Regions from separate parts of the Homo sapiens genome. Here region 1 is linked to region 2. Evidence: chromatin loops called from intact Hi-C (ENCODE). Cell type or tissue: sigmoid colon. All regions are shown on one strand. Links, peaks and the distances in the headings refer to the core of each region. The heading gives the core; the rest is flanking DNA.

Region 1 (2,930 bases), core at 247-2,746, 120 kb after region 2:
GAGAGAGAGAGAGAGAGAGAGAAAGCAGAGCGAGCGAGCGCTGTGCTTTCTCTATTGGTCTGTGGACATTAAGTAATGAAAGCTGTAGTGACAATGCTTAGATCATTTTCTTAAGAATACTAAGCCACTTTCAGTAGGTGTTTATGTTTTTAATTGTGAGACTCACTCTCTCCCTTCAGCCAAGAAGTTTCCCTACTATTGAAGTTGAGTCTCTGGATTCCAAGTGCTGTTCTGGAGGTGGGGGGTGGGGAGTGGTGGTAGGAGGGGGTAGGGCAGAATCATTTGGGGAATAAAGGAGAGAAAGTTCTGTCCTGTTAACTTTTTTATACATCCCCTAAAGATTCTTGTAAAAATATCAGCTTTGAGGAAAACTGAATGAAAAATAAGAGAGAAAATTGAGAGGCCACAGCCAACTACTTGTTTCAGAAGGAACTAATGGTGTTCATATGACTGCCTGAATACATGCCTATACGTCCCACAGAAAATTTAGTAACCCTTCAGCAGCTCATGAAGACACAGAGATATTCTTTTCATGTTACTCCTTGACACTCAGCAGGGACTTTTGTGAACTTTGTCATCTTCCGCTGCCCTTTAAACCAAAACTAGGGAAGTGTCTTTAATTAATGAGATGTGATGCATTGAAAATGTTAGCCAGAGCATTCCAGAAGCTGGAAAACCATAGACGTTTTTAAATTCTGAGTATCCTTTTGAGAATCCCCCGTTGTAATTTATAATTCTCAAAGGACCTATATTTGTCTTGAACTGATTGTTGGAATGGGCTTTAGTAGGAATTTCTTCCCTGAAATTGCAGTGGGACAGAGGAAGGGGGTGGTTGAGCCCAGGGGGTTTGTTGGGAGGAGGGAATGATCTCTAACAAGGCTTTAAAACCTTCAGTGGTTAAAGTTGTATTGATGAGGATATATAGACACACACACACACACACACACACACACGCACACATACAATGCACAAGTTCAGCAGGATTGTATAATGAGCATGAATTGTAAATTTTGTAGGTAGCAGAATTCAGATTTTTAAAATCAAAATTGCACCCAAAAATGGCTATAAAACAACGCTTGCCTTGGGAAGTAAATTTATAGCTACATGCCTTTCACAGGCACGCCTGAGGGTTCTGCTCCCGGCTCTAATCTCTACGAGATGTTTTTTGCATGTGTTGTGTGACAGGAGGGAAGGGGAGTAGGTTGAGCTCGCCTGTTCTCCCATTGTCAGCCAGTCTAGTGAGTGTTGGGGAAACCTGTCTGTGGGATCTTGTGTCATCTCCCTCTACATGCGTACAGGAAAAGTCCGCGCTGCTCACGGTTTCTCTCTCTCTCTCTCTCTCTCTCTCTCTTTCTCTCTCTCTCTCTCTCTGTTTCCCTTTCATTCTGCTTCCCCGGAGCCGAATGAAGCAGGGAGCAGGATTAGAGACTGCCACCGGCTATCAGAGGAGCTTAGATAAAAGGAACTGCTTCTTAAGCACCACTGCAGCAGACCTTGTTAATTTTTTTTTTTTTTCTTTCCACACAACAGTTGTGCCTCATTATCCGGTGCCTGGCTCGGAATTTTTTTTTTTTTTTTTCTTTTTGGAGGGTTTGAAGTTTCTGTGCTTCAGTGACTGTTACAGAAGAAGAGGTGTTAGTGTTGCCATGAGGTCTTGATTGTCTGCATTTATGAATGAAACTGACCTAAATCACCTGTTACCTCCAGTTTCCAGATTGTTTGAACTTCTCTGGCCGCACAATACAGGAAGGAAGACTAAAGCAGCAAAGGGACCTACAGCGTCTGCAGCATGGGCTGGTTAACTAGGATTGTCTGTCTTTTCTGGGGAGTATTACTTACAGCAAGAGCAAACTATCAGAATGGGAAGAACAATGTGCCAAGGCTGAAATTATCCTACAAAGGTAAATCTTATTTTTCTTTTATTTGGTTAGCTTTGTAATAACCGCCCCCCCCCTTAATTCCTTGAACTCCCTCCCAACCCCAAATCATCAAACCTTTAGTTTAACCTGGTAAACCGACGTGATTATGTGTATCTTTCTGAGATGCTTTAAACGCTTTTTGTAAAAAGCATGTCTTCTGTTTGATATATGACAACTTAAATGCAAACAAAGAACATTTAATCACATTTGCTGAAAAGAGCTGTATGCCTGGTACACGCTGATCTGTATATCTTATTATCCTATCTTATGCCTGTTAATTTTTCCGACTTTAATTCTATTAAAATATTTTCTTAAAAATAGAAATGCAAAAATGGTCTCTTTGTAGATGTGCATGCCTTACCTATAATTACTATGATGAATTGCATTTTCTTAGTTTTAGACATGAAATGGTTAATCGTCATCATGAATATTCAGTTTGTTCAAATCTGACAATCAGATGCTTAACATAAGCAGTAGATCATGGTTTGCCAAGAGAACATAAACTGGATGGAACAGACTAGTTTTTCCACAGTGCCTTATGATTGTACAAAAGACTGTATTTGGCTAATTGTGTAAAGCTAAAGTCTTTGAAATATTATGTTATTTAATTCTATATGTACTTCAGTGAGAACTGCAGACACATTACTGTCTGCTTGCATAGGTAGTTGTGTAAACTTCTCTTTTGAAAAGTATAAATTAAAGAGAGAAAAAAGAGCTTTATCACTAGTGCTTTATTTGGTTACAATTTAATGTATGTGCTTATTTTTATTGAGGATTTTTTATGTTTGTTCCACATTTGCTTAGATAGGTCTTATAGATAGATGATGTGTAAAGTAATGCTAAAGTAGAGCCCAAAATGATATACATACATTTAGTGGCAGTAAATCTTTCTATAACTCAGGTATTATTAAAATGGAGTTGAAGATTAAACTGTTTTAACTCAAGTAGTTTTACTCCCTAAGGTGTTGATTTCTTATGATTCTCAGATTTCTAAAATTGGGGGTGGAGCAG
Region 2 (2,930 bases), core at 260-2,759:
TAATTTGAGAAATTTTATCACAGTTAACTTCTCTCAAATTAAAATGAAAAAAGACGATAAATGAAGTTTAGTTTGAAAACAGGGAGCACTTTTTTTTTTTTTTTTTTTTTTTTTTTTTTGAGATAGAGTCTTCCTATATTGTGCAGGCAGGCCTTCAAGTGAACTTCTGGGCACCAGAAATCCTCCTGCCTCAACTTCGTGAGTAGCTGGGACTACAGATGTGCACCACTGCTCCCATTCTTTTTCTAAATAACAAAAGAGAAAAGAAAATAAAATTAGAGGAAGAAAGACAGAATTTTAAAAAGAAAAAATATATATTAGTAATACAAAAAGTACATAAAATCATAAAATGTGAAAAAGAGTAATCCCTACAATTGTATCCAATACATATATTTAGATTAATAATCAGATTATCGAGTGAATTTGTAGTTAAAATTAAATAGCATCAAAACATCTTAATATAAAACCTAGTTATCACAGTAATCTATTTGAATGTAATTGAAATAAGTTTTTGCATAAAATTTTATGAAGAATTTTTTTGCTGCCCCTCCTCAGAAATTCTTAACCATATGTCTACTGAAACATTTGCTAGATTTAGTTATTTAGGACAAGAATATGTAGTTTATTGCATTTATCAGTTTCATCTTTTTTTTAAGAGAGGATGAAATCTGAGAAAGATTTAAGTCACCAAAGATTTCTTACATAATTAGTTTAGAAAGAGATAAACTATTTGAAGTCTGTTTTTAACCAGAGACCATCTAGATGATTTTTTATTTGTTTCTATACAATGATTATATGACTTAATAATCATACCTGCTATTTTAAAAATAGAGCTCAAAATCCTGCGTATTGTTATTGTGTCGATCATCCAAGAAGAAATACAAAATGTGTAGACTCTTATATATTGTGGTCTTTCCTTCATGGGGTTTGTGCCTGCAGTTGTAGTGTCATTAATGAAACTAAGATTTTCAAGAGTTAAAAAAATCTGGAGGAGAATATTTCATGTCCTCTCCAGCCTAATCGTCTGCTATTTCGTATCATACCTGTTCAGTGATCTGACAAATTTACTGATTACATTTATAATCTTTAAATTTCTACTTGATACAATGTTTAATCTTTTGGAGTTTGATATTGGTAAGGTTAATTACCCTTCTGGAAATGATTGACTTGTTGATCTCATTCCACCAGCTAGAACAGTGAGTAGAAAATTATTCGTAGCAAACCAAAAGCTTCTCCAGATAATATTTTCAGTTAATGTGTTATTTATTCTTCATGATTTTATAGTACTATGTTGGATTTATTATGAGATTAAAACAAATCAAATTACTTTCCTCATTAGTTTTTCATTGTTTTCCTCCCATTTATATTTAAAGAAAACCAGCTTTTACTTGAAAAAATGACTTTCTAATCGAGTCTTAGCTGGCAATTTCCTCAAATTCTTGCTGTATTAAGGCAGACACAGTATAAAATCAATCTTGTCTAAAACAAGCATTGCTTGATTGAGCAAAAGTGACTATTGTCTCTGATATGCTATCTTCTATATGCCTTTTGCATCTGTGCACTTTCTATTGCATAGTTCAGTGAGTCTAGAATAAGTCGTACTATGGTAACAAATGATCTCAACATCTATCTATATAGCTTATTACAACAAAGTTTATATATTGCACACATTATATGTCTATCATGGACAGCTTTGGCTCTGCACCATCATTCTAAAATGAAGAACCAACCCCAATCTGAGACATACTAGTCTTATGGCAGAAAGAAAAGAGCAAGAGCAGAACAATGAGCTGGATCTTAAAGCTTCTGCTCAGATGTGGCACAGGTTACTTGCAGTCATGTCCCATTACACTACATGTCATATGACTAAGTATAAAATCAGTGGTGTGGCAAGTGTAATCCTATTGCACGGATGTCTGTTTGTAATGTTTATGTCTCTGATATTACCAAAGAACTAAATCATTGATTATGACAATCTCTGCCTTAATTAAAATGTTATGTCTTTATCTAATTGCAAAACTAGATAGACTCACTGACTGAATTCTGAGAGGATTTTATAGACATCAGACTATTAAAATGTCTAGGATATAGACCAATTTTAGAATGAATTTGAGAAGCTATCATACACACATAGAAAGGGTAAAAATGTTGAGTATTATATTTGTAAAATGATAATCCATTTTCACTCACCATAAGTCACATTTGGGCATACACTTCAAGACCTTGCTATCATAAACTCATTCAATGAGCACAGTTTTATCTATTACTTTAAGTGTAAAACTGTATATGGTGCCATCCAACTGAAGAAGAAAAAAATACCAGTTTCTTATCAGATAATGTAAAGAATGAAAGCCTATTGTTAAAATGATTAAGACCACAGAGGAGGAAACTAAGTAATTAACTTGATTTATTCCCAAAGAACTATGAGTCAATATTTTTGTTTTCACAGAATTACAAAACAAATAGCTTACGTGAGAGGGCTTATAGAAGTACAATTTTACTCTTCCTATGATTTTAGCTGTTTTACTTTCAAAATTGGATTCTGTCGCTTAGGATGACAACAGAACTTCAGAAAAAAATAAGTATTTAAAATCATCAAGCTGATATTCTCAAAAAGTAATGACAAATACCAATGCATGATGTAATTAGAGTCAAGTGTATAGTGTGATTAAAGAGAAATATTTCATACATAATATTTCAAAGAGAAGAATAATAAAACTATACTGCAAATAATTTTAGAATAGGAGACAGTGCAAACATTAGGAAGGTTCCAAAATAGTGATTGTATCAAGGTTCATAACTGTAGCCAAGAAAGACTCTCTTATCAGGAGTCACGTATAGTTTATATATATATATATATATATATATATATATATATATATATATATATATACACACACACATATACATATATATATATGTATTATATA

The links. Hi-C counts contacts between places; a loop is a spot of excess contacts. Peaks named below come from ENCODE experiments on the same cell type or tissue, not always from the same donor. Only the 100,000 strongest peaks of a DNase experiment are listed, where the experiment ranks them.
Region 1: a loop joins it to region 2, with 7 times the contacts of the local background. A loop is called at or near these places in 5 of 110 quality-filtered maps.

Annotation. Positions count from the first base shown.
Region 1 is chr7:84,193,446-84,196,375 of GRCh38, reverse strand. It overlaps SEMA3A (semaphorin 3A), which reads left to right and starts at 1,587. Exons shown (of 17, transcript NM_006080.3): 1 at 1,587-1,901. The coding sequence starts at 1,790. RefSeq lists an enhancer at 666-1,473. In sigmoid colon, for the core only: no CTCF peak of the experiment used is centred there; a DNase peak (open chromatin) is centred at 1,305; H3K4me3 peaks cover 2,500 bases; H3K27ac peaks cover 524 bases.
Region 2 is chr7:84,313,320-84,316,249 of GRCh38, reverse strand. It overlaps a transcript of SEMA3A not described here. Among named protein-coding and RNA genes, the nearest start is that of SEMA3A, 120 kb to the right of the region's middle. In sigmoid colon, for the core only: no CTCF peak of the experiment used is centred there; no DNase peak of the experiment used is centred there; H3K4me3 peaks cover 2,500 bases.